2 separate regions of the Homo sapiens genome follow, and region 2 is linked to region 1. Evidence: read pairs that join two places in POLR2A ChIA-PET (ENCODE). Cell type or tissue: Caco-2. All regions are shown on one strand. Each heading gives the region's core, and the rest is flanking DNA. Links, peaks and the distances in the headings are about the cores only.

Region 1 (5,386 bases), core at 250-5,249:
TTCCTCAGCCTCCCAAAGAGCTGGGATTACAGGCATGCACCACCACACCTGGCTAATTATCGTTATTATTATTATTATTATTATTATTATTGTATTTTTAGTAGAGACGGGTTTCTCCATGTTGGTCAGGCTGGTCTCAAACTCCCGACCTTAGGTGATCCAACCACCTCAGCCTCTCAAAGTGCTGGGATTACAGGCATGAGCCACTGCCCTCGGCCTTAACCACTTTTTAAGTGTACAGTTTAGTGGCATTAAGTATTTCACATTGTTGTACAACCGTCACCACCATCCATCTCCAGAACCTGTTCGTCTTCCCAAGTGGAAACTCTGCACCCCTTAAACACTGACTTCCCATTCCCTCTCCCCCAGGCCATGGTAACCACTATTCTACTTTCTGACTCTATGAATTTGATTTCTCTAGGTACCTCATGTAAATTAAATTATACAATATTTGTGTTTTTGTGACTGGCTTATTTCACTTTGCACAATGTCTTTGAGGTTCATCCATGTCGTAGGATGTGTCAGAATTTCCTGGCTTTTTAAGGCTAAATAATATTCTATTCTATATGTACATCACATTTTGTATCCATTCATTCTTCTTAGGGCACTTGGGTTGCTTCACTTTTTGGCTACTGTAAATAATGCTGCCATGAGCATGGGTGTACCAATATCTGTTTGAGTCCCTAGTTTCTATTTTTTGCAGTATATACCCATAGTGGGATTGCTGGATCATACGGTAATTCTGTGTTTAATTTTTTTAACAACCACCAAGCCATTTTCCACAGTGAGTGCGTTCAAGGGTTCCAATTTCTCCACATCTTTGCCAACACTCACTTTCTGTTTCTTTCAATAATAACCATCCTAACAGGTGTGAAGCGGTATCTCACTGTGGTTTTGATTTGCGTTGCCCTAATGATTAGTGATGTTGAACATCTTTTCATGTATTGATGGGCCACTTGCATATCCTGTTTGGAGAAAGGTCCATTCAATTTCCTTGCCCATTTTTGATGGGGATGTTTGTTTTGTTAGTGAGTTGTATGAAGTGTTTGTTTTGCATATGTATTTATATATATAATTTTTATTTTTAATTGTAATTAAAAAACACATAAAAGTAACCATCCTTACTTTCTTTGAGTGTACAGTTCAATAGTGTTAAGTACCTTCACATTGTGGTGCAACAGATCTCCAGAAATCTTCATCTTGCAAAACTGAAACTCTGTACCCATTAAATAACAACTCCCCATTTATTTCCCCTTGCCCAGCCCCTGGCAATCACCATTCCACTTTCTGTGTCTACGAATTTGACTACTTTAGTTACCTCATATAAGTAGAATCATACAGGATTTGCCTTTTTGAGACTGATTAATTTTTATTTTTATTTTTTTTTTATGTCCTCAAGGTTTATCCATGTTGTACTATATGACAGGATTTCCTACCTATGTAAGACTGAATAATATTCCATGCTATGTATTGCTTTTATATTTTTTATTTATAAATTGTAAAATACTACTCATCGGTGTGAGTCTTATACTGTCCTCTTCCCTGTTTCAATCACCTAAAACCTCCTTTTTATGTTAGGTCTTTTGACATTGAATGTTTTCAATGTCATACTCCCATTTACCTGATTAATAATAAGTTCTTTATGTTTCACTTTTAACCAAAGCAGGAACACCAGGGCAATTAGTCCAGTAAAGAAGAAAAGCAAACAGTGGCCATGCTGAGAGTGAAGCAAACCCATGATATATTCATGGAAAAGCTGGACTTTTTCTCTCCTCAGAAAGTGAGATCTTTTTGTGTGAAGAACTATTGAAATCTGAAGCTTCCCTTAGGAAGTTAAAAGTTCTTTTGAAAATATTTAAAAGCCCTGAATTAAAAGATCTTAATACAGTCACACATGCAATACAACTACATTTAGGTCACGGATGAATTGCCTGTAGGACGGTGGTCCCATAAGATTATAATAATGTGTTTTCGAGATCAGGAGATTGAGACTATCCTGGCCAACATGGTGAAACCCAGTCTCTACTAAAATACAAAAAAATTAGCCAGGTGTCGTGGTGGGCACCTGTGATCCCAGCTACTCGGGAGGCTGAGGCAGGGGACTCACTTGAACCCAGGAGGCGGAGGTTGCAGTGAGCCGAGATTGCGCCACTGCACTCCAGCCTGGCGAGGGAGTGAGACTCCTTCTCAAAAAAAAAAAAAATAAAAAGTGTCTTTACTGTGCCTTTTCTATGTTTAGATAGGTTAGATACACAAATACTTCCCACGGTGTTACAATTGCCTACAGTATTCAGGACAGTCACGTGCTGTGCAGATCTGTAGCCTAGGAGCGATGGGCTCTAGCATATAGCCTGAGAGTGTGGTAGGCTATGCCGTCTAGGTCCATCTAAGTCCACTCTGCATTCACACAAGGACAACAGCAGCACATGTTCTCAGAACATATCCTCATTGTTCAACTGTGCATGACTCTACAGTATTATCTTCTCCTGTGTTTTCCTTGTGAACCCTCAGCTGGTTAACATGGATCCCGAGCCCTGGGCCTTCCCCGGAACTTTCTAGCCTAGATTTAGTTTGTCAGGTTTCAGAAAGAATAAAATTATCTAAAATTGAGGGAAAAAAATTGGCAGGCAATTTGGAAAAGACTCTCAGTTGGCCTGCCAACAACACTGGCAGAAGAAATGTAGTCGAGTTAGAATCCTTCCAGCATGTTCCCTAGGGGATGCTCACACAGGAACCACAGGTGAAATAGGGAAGTCCCTGGCTCCTAAAGCCTAAGCAGGAACCATATACTCCACCACTCCCCTCCTGAAGTGAAATTGAGTCCCAAACCAGGAGTAACAGGAGCACAAAGGTGACGGAGCTCATACAAACTGAGATGAATTGCAGCTTCCAGGACGGAAATGACTAGTAGCTTATTATTTGTCATTGGCTCCAGATAAATCTTACAACCTGATTAAAAGCAAATGTATTGACTTTTTTTTTTTTTTTTTTTGGCTATGGCTATTCTGACTATTCTCTTTTACTGAAAATGGTTTTTTTCTAATTAGATAGCAGCAGCCTGAAGGTAGGACCATCTTAGTTTCTGTGTTCCTTATAGAATCTAGGAAATTATTTTGTACATTGTAAGTATTCAATAAAGATTGGATTACTCAACTTGAATAAAAACAAGCAGATGATAATACCTTAATAGTCCCAGAATTAAGTTTCTTTGGACAGTGATTTGTTGATATTTTTAAATTAGCTATTAGACACAACACCCTGCAGCAAAAAGGCTTTGCTTACTTGAGCTCACGCTTGTTATCCTTTTGGAGTCTGAAGCCTAATTAATGTAGAATAGAGCCTCTTTTAGAATAAAAGTCCTCTGCCCTATGGGCTTATTCTTTGGGTCTCTAAACACAGATTGGGGAACAGAAAAGAAAGTCTTTTGGCTTCAGGCTAGGGATAGGCACCTCCCCGCCCATCTGCCTCTCAGTGTTGCTGGCCAGGGCAGGGGGAGCTAGTGTGATTTGCCCAAACCTCCCTCCCTGAGGTGTCATGTTGCTGTGATGGTGTCACAGGAGTCTCAGGAAAGCTGAGAGCTCAACATAACAAAGTTCCTACGTGGACAGTGGTGCTCAATAGTTGCTTCTTAAAAAATAGATTAGTTAGGACTATCGGATGCCAGGGACTGAATCTAGTCACTTAATAATCAGGTTCCCACAGATCTACTTATCTATATCCCAAACACTGTATAATTCTAAAACTATGAGAAAGAAAGAAAGAGAGAGAGAGAGAGTGTGTGTGTGTGTGACTCAACTGCCTCAAACACACCAAGGAAACATGTTTGAATATAAATAACTGAAGACAGAAAAGACAGAATGAATCAACCAGAGGACTAGGGAGAGTTATATATAAACTGATATAGATAGATATAATTTTTTAAAATTATTTTTAAATAGAGACGGAATTTTGCCATGTTGCCCAGGCTGGTCTCGAACTCCGGGCTTCAAGTGATCCTCCAACCTTGGCCTCCAGAAATGCTGGGATAACAGGCATGAGCCACCATGCCCGGCCTAGTGATATAATTTTTTTTTATATAGGCCTTGAGGTGTTGTATTTTTTATAAGAGGTATTATATAGTTTATAAACTCATAAAAAATTTAAAAACAAGGTAAACTGTAATATTTTAATTGAAAACACTTCTTTAGTTATATCCTTGAAAACTGAAACCTTACACATTACAGGATTGTTATCTTGTTAGTTGGACACCGTTAAATGACCAAAGCTATTCATGGTCTCCTGATGAGAACCCAAGTAAAGAGTCTTCCCTTAGTTAATTCACAGGATCCTCCCTTACTCAACTGGACCAGCACTTTACAGTTGCATAAAACCCTGGTTTTGAGTTTTTCTTGTCCCTCAATATTCACTAAGGCTGTCATGAAAATTATTATGCTTATTAAAATAAAACTCCATGGATTGCTTAATGAAAGATACTTAAGAATTTGCCAGGTTTAAGTTTTATTGCTATTTAGAGAACAAGATTTTCTAAACCTATTGCCCTGTGACTCTTCAAAACCATCAGCCAGGAATTCTTTTTGGATACACTGATATTTCTCTATGTTATCCTTAGTACAGCTTAGCTTACCAAAGGATAGATGGACAAAAGAGTCTTAAAAGTTAAGTCTTGGAACAATATAAAATGCAGTCTGCAAACACTTGGGGGTGCATCATACCAGTCAATTACACATACCAATACTTTTTTAGAAAAAACAAAAGAATAGAATAGGCAAAATACATTGGACTTATTTACAAAACATGTTTCAGGTATACATGCACACATATGTGATATTATGTCATATATATGTTAGCATACATTTTATAAATGTCTTATGTATGTATTTCCCTGTATATATACTGGTTAGGATGTAAAATTTGTTACCATCGGTAGCAGTCAAAAAAAATGTTAAGCCACTGATTTAGAGGACTTAATTCTAAACTAATGGAAAGCAGTTAGCATGAAAAGAACTCCTACCTCTGAAAAGAAATAATAGAAACTACCATCACAAACTGGTCAACAATTTACTGCAAAGTTCTTGCCAGAGGCCAGAGTCTGGTTCATTCTCTAGGTCAATGCTACAGACTGAAAGCTGGGTGGAGAAAAGCGACCTTGAGGTTGTGCTGTAGCTACCGAAAGAAGGCAGGCAGAGGGAGCTGTTCTTTGGTTGCAATAACCTGGAATAGATGTGGGGTGCTAGAGGGGGACAGATGTGAAACTGGAAGGTGGTTCCAGCTGTCTCAATGCTTGATTAGGCCTTAAATCTCTATTCCAGCATTTCCCACTTCTGGAAATAAATGCATACCTAGCCCAGAGACAAGGGTGGAAGCAGACCTCATAGGCCCAGGATGC
Region 2 (5,386 bases), core at 165-5,164, 87 kb after region 1:
GTAGATTTGTACAGCAAACTTGGTAAGAAGAGCAACAGCTTTTAAAGAAAGAGACTTTATAAGAGAAAATTTGATTCAGGTAAATATATATATATATATGCATGTATGTATATATAAAATCTGGCTGTGAAACAAGTTGTATAGAATATGCCAGAACATGTTCACAAGACTACTCAGCTAGTCATGAGCAATCTAGACAAAAATAACTTGGTTTCATCAGAGGCTATTTCCACTGCTCCTTTTCAAGTTGTATTGTCATATTGTTTTGATTGTCATTGTTTTTGTGTTTTTCCATCTTCCATCACGGCTGTCTTTAGGTACCATTAAACAGGTTTATTCTGTCATCATTTCTTCTTTCTCCTAGATTCATCAGTAGTTTGCAAGTTTTTCCCAACTTTTTTTGGAGTAAACGCTGATGGGTTTTTCTCTTCTCTGTGAATATTCTACCCCCATCAATTGTACCCGCATAAGACAGGCTGTCCCCCTGCTGCAGCACCTCCTGAAGGGCACTGTCCATGGCTGGTTAAGGTAACCACATTCTCCTAGCTGGCTCCCAAGGGAATTCATCTGTCCATTTAGCCGAGATAACCAACCCTCTCCTGAAAATCCAGATAAGAACAATTCCATAGGAAGCATATCTCCGAGGTCCCATAGAGTCAGCACAGGCATATTTGAACTCTGTCAGTCCAAAATAAGATTAGGAGATTTTATCGTTTACTGCCTGGATTATCTTCACATAAAAATCACTCCTAAATCCTATGACATTTTGCTCAACCACCAATATCAATAATGACCTATTAATCATTTTTCAAAGAACACTACCTTCCACCTTTTTATTCTCAAAAACTGTTATGAAACCACTTTTTAAAAGCTTTGTATGGAGATGCAGGTGATTGTAATTGTGCTGCCTACTGTGACCAAATTGGAGAAGATTTCAGTTGAGTCGTTGGTTTTTTTTTTTTTAACAATACCATATCTTTTGAAAAGGAAATGCCTCCGAAGGCATTTATTTGTAGGAGCAGACTGATTGACAGAGGTATTCACAGACGAAATCAAACTGCAGATGATTAGGACAGCAATTAATGTTAATGAAAAGCCAAAATACATTCTGCATCTATAAAATGGCTCAGCATTGTACTTTGAGTAATATAATTGGTATATTTCAGAATGTGCTTATTCAAAGGTGTTCTAATAGTACTTGTATAATTTTAAGCACACAACGCATGAAAATCTTCAAGTAAGGAAGCCTGGAAAAGTGAAAGAACATGACATTGAGTTATCATCTTCAGGTACAATTTCAAAAGGTCAGAAAATATCCAAACAGTGGGCATTTGGACAATGTTAACTCACATTCTCACCTCTGTTAAGTTTTCTGTTTACTTCTTTTTTTTTTTTTTTTTTTTTTTTTTTGAGATGGAGTCTCACTCTGTTGTCCAGGCTGCAGTGCAGTGGCGCGATCTCGGCTCACTGCAAGCTCCGCCTCCCGGGTTCACGCCATTCTCCTGCCTCAGCCTCCCAAGTAGCTGGGACTACAGGCGCCCGCCACCACGCCTGGCTAATTTTTTGTATTTTTAGTAGAGACGGGGTTTGACCATGTTAGCCAGGATGGTCTCGATCACCTGACCTCATGATCCGCCCACCTCGGCCTCCCAAAGTGCTGGGATCACAGGCATGAGCCACTGCCCCCGGCCGTTTTCTGTTTACTTTTACGCAAAAGTGCCATGGTTTCATTTTTTAGTAGTAAGAACCATTTTCTTATTTTAAAAAGTAATAATTTAAAATCATCAGCCTGTTGGGCATTCATCATTCTCAATCTCTGTAGAATTGGGATTTATTATAAGTAAACGGGAAAATTAATTTTGTTCTGTCTAAAAAAAAATGTCATGTATGTGTTCAGACTGTGGTTGGAGCATGCATGTGTGAGCAAGGAGGTCTGAATCAGGAGACACTGCCGTAGCTGGCCAGGACATTGTCCTCCTCTCTTGGTATACTCCTTCTTTTCTTCCAGTCTTCTCTCATAAACTGCTCTTGCAAGAAATCATTGCTTCTTTGAGATCTTTTTGCCCCTCCCCACTCCCACATGTATTCTCTAACTACAGCTAGAGAAATCTTTAGCACAAGTGTGACCATGCCACTGTCTTGTTTAAATTCCTCTAATGGATTACCACCACCTGCAAATACAGTGCTGCATCCTGACATAGCTTCACCAAGGGTCTCATGATTTTGCCCTGACTACCTGTCTCACTTAGGAACAGGTGCAGGTGCAAGGTTCAGTACACAAAATTACAGAAAGCAAAATAACCGCGAGCTATTTTGTCTCCTCTCTCCACACAGACTCCCTCTGCAGAGCCCTTGGCTAAAGTTGTCACGTGGTTCAATAGCAAGGGACTCTGGCTTCCTATGGGGCCAGCGCAGGCCCTTCCTTTACTTGATAAGATAAGGAAACAAGATAAAGGTCTATTTTTCTCTCGACTAAACAAAATGCAGAGGTGCACATCCAGGGCGGATATGGCACTCCGCTGTAGGTCAGAACCTTTATCTTTTGTTTCTCTAATCCTCAAACTGTAACTTCCACCTCATGGGAAAGATCACTATTCACCCAGCCCCCACAGCTGCGTTCCAGCCAGAGAAGGGGTAAAGAAGCGTATGCCCCTCACTTTAGAGATGTTTTCCAGAAATCACACATGCCGTTTCAAGTTATGTTCCATTGGCCAGCATAGTCACCCAGGCACATCTAGGGAGAATGGAAAATGTAGTCATTGTTCAGGGCTGCTTGTACTTTTCAACAAGAAAATCTTTTCTTTCTCTTTAGTGGTATGTTATAACCTGGCATGGACAAGCTTCTGGCAGGTGGAGGGATGCCAAAAAGTTGACTTGAGAGATAGAGAGTTAGAAGGATGATCATTTAGAGGCTGGGAAGGGTAGTTGAGAGGTGTTGCTAAGGTGGGAGAGTGAGGATGATTAATGGGTACAAAAAAAATAGATGCAAGTCCGAATGAATGATAAGATCTAGTATTTGATAGCACAATAGGGTGACTATAGTCAATAATAATCTAATCGCACTTTTAAAAATAACTATAAGAGTATAATTGCATTGTTTGTAACAAAAAGGATAAATATTTGACGTGATGGATATTCCATTTACCTTGATGTGATTATTAAACATTATATGCCTGTATCAAAATATCTCATGTACCCCAGAAATATATACATGACTAGGTACCCACAAAAATTCAAAAAAGAAATTTTTAGGACAGCTTGACCCTGAAAAGATTCATGGAGATTTCCTCTTCCTGATGTCTCCTCAAACAAGAACACAGTGCCCCTGTTCTCCTGGGCAGGGTCCACCACTTTCTTTCTAAAGTAAGTCGCAATTGCCTGCCTGTCCATCCTCATGGGGTAAGACAGAGGAGGGCCTTCAGTATGCTCTTATTTCTGCATGTAAAGAAAAATCAAGAAAAGCAGCTCTAAATAAAGACATGCACAAAAATCAAAATGGAATAAGGACTTGCCAGCTTTGCAAGACTATTTCCCCTTTGTCAGCATCTTCTAATATGTGGTGTGTTTGTGTTTTCCTTGGGTCTAATAAATTACCTACCTTGAAAATTTCCTTTACAGTGCTGGATTATTCTTGTTTTGGTCATCATCTGGACAGTGATAATTCTGCTCCAGGTGTTGGAACTCTGGAAAAACTGTGCATCTCACACTCTGAGCTTGTCTCATGGCTGCAAACAGAGTCAACAAATTATCCAAGCAAAAAAATCAGGAGACATGGTACAATGGTAAAATTGAACTTAGAAGGACAATAAAACAGAATGTTGAAGTCACAGCGAACAAGAAGAAATTAGAGCTAATCACTGGTAGTCACAGAAACCCTCATGAAGACATGCTGACCACAGTCCCCATCCTTGCTCAAAGAACAAGGCCTGAAAGGCAATTTCCCTCTCTATTTCCAGCAATTGTTATCATTACTTAAAATCTAATTGAGAGGCTAGCATCCTCTTTTTTCAAGAATGCATAGAAGAATGAGAATTGTTATTTATCTCTTTTCATGTTTTTTTGTGGCTAGGTCATGAAGTGCATACATTGAATCCCTAGTGGCCAAAAGGCTTATGACATGGCTCTCACAATATATCATAAGCCCTCTGACCACTAGGGATTCACTGTAGGCATTTGGTCGTCTTTGCAGCAGCAGGCAAGGAAGCTTTCTAATGATGCTCTTGGTCACACCACAGGTGGCAGCAAGTGGTACCCATGGATACAACTTATAAACATTAATTAGGAGAGGGGGGAAAAAAGAAGTGACAGAGATAAATGTGCTGGAAAGGGAGTTTAAGAGTAAGGCAAGAGGAAAATGAAGAATGAGAGAAGGAAGAGCAGGACCTCCATAGTAGGTGCCACCAGCAATTGTCTACCCATTGCCAATGGCCTTAGGATTTTAGATCATTTGCCCTTGCTCACCAAGAAGTCACAGAATGTGTTTTCTTTTATAATCACAAATTGACCTATTTTCATTTTAAAATGACAAGACGATAGAAGAGAGTGTAAGATTTGTTACAGAAAGGGCCATGGTATTAAGTTGTTTATTTGGCCTTGACCAGAAAGATAGATTTAGCATTTAGAAATGTTTATTGCCATTTTTTATGACCTTCTTTTCCCACATCATAGAGAAAAAAGATCAAGATCTCAATATCTCTTTTACAAATACAAGTAAGGAAGGAGGAATGTTAGCTTATTTATTCTGGATGCAATTTGTTACCCTCCAAGAAAATAGAGGTGCTTGTCCTGTGCTGAAAATAGCCCAGTTAAATTTTAGTAAAAAACACACTGTGTATGATTAATTTACAGAAATTATCATTGGTTACATCATTTAACTTAAATCATCATTAGTGGCCTTAAACAGCTCTTCGTTTGCTCTGCTTGTCCTCAGGTAACGTCATCTTGCATGGAATGTTGCTCACATATTAAAGATAATTAAATACTGAATACCTGATTAAAATAATCTTGTATATTTTGGAGTAAACATGTATAATTCATGTTTTCAGCTCTTGCCAGTTTCACATTTTATTTAGCAGAAAATATCTACCCAAGATTCAAACTGCTTGAGAAGGAAAGTTCGAAACATTATTCCACATCATTTTATATATTGAGATTCTACTATATGTGATCATAAAAGTTAGTATGTGTCTATAATCCTAATAGAATCTTGTTTTTGCTTTTTATAAGTCTGTATTTGAAAGGCAAAAATGTCCTCAGTGGAACCTGATTTGTAGAGAGAGACTTTCTTATGCAATGGATTTTTGCATCTAAGTTAGTTTGTGCCACAGTTTTGCTAAAAACACATACTTAACCCTCTTACATTCTTCCTTGCCACAGCCTACTTTTA

What was found. ChIA-PET counts read pairs that join two places held together with the same protein. Peaks named below come from ENCODE experiments on the same cell type or tissue, not always from the same donor. Only the 100,000 strongest peaks of a DNase experiment are listed, where the experiment ranks them.
Region 2: POLR2A ChIA-PET joins it to region 1 with 6 read pairs; 4 of 35 experiments call an interaction of 5 or more read pairs at or near these places.

The regions. Positions count from the first base shown.
Region 1 is chr18:3,970,897-3,976,282 of GRCh38, reverse strand. All of the region lies in intron 3 of DLGAP1 (DLG associated protein 1), which reads left to right. All of the region lies in intron 1 of DLGAP1-AS4 (DLGAP1 antisense RNA 4), which reads right to left. Among named protein-coding and RNA genes, the nearest start is that of DLGAP1-AS4, 11 kb to the right of the region's middle. In Caco-2, for the core only: no CTCF peak of the experiment used is centred there; no DNase peak of the experiment used is centred there.
Region 2 is chr18:3,884,132-3,889,517 of GRCh38, reverse strand. All of the region lies in intron 3 of DLGAP1 (DLG associated protein 1), which reads left to right. The region is part of intron 1 of DLGAP1-AS3 (DLGAP1 antisense RNA 3); the gene reads right to left. It overlaps MIR6718 (microRNA 6718), which reads right to left and starts at 4,165; the gene lies at 4,086-4,165. It overlaps LOC124904238 (a long non-coding RNA gene), which reads right to left. Exons shown (of 4, transcript XR_007066270.1): 3 at 3,599-3,725; 4 at 2,221-2,734. In Caco-2, for the core only: a CTCF peak has its summit at 4,101; a DNase peak (open chromatin) is centred at 2,387; H3K4me3 peaks cover 418 bases.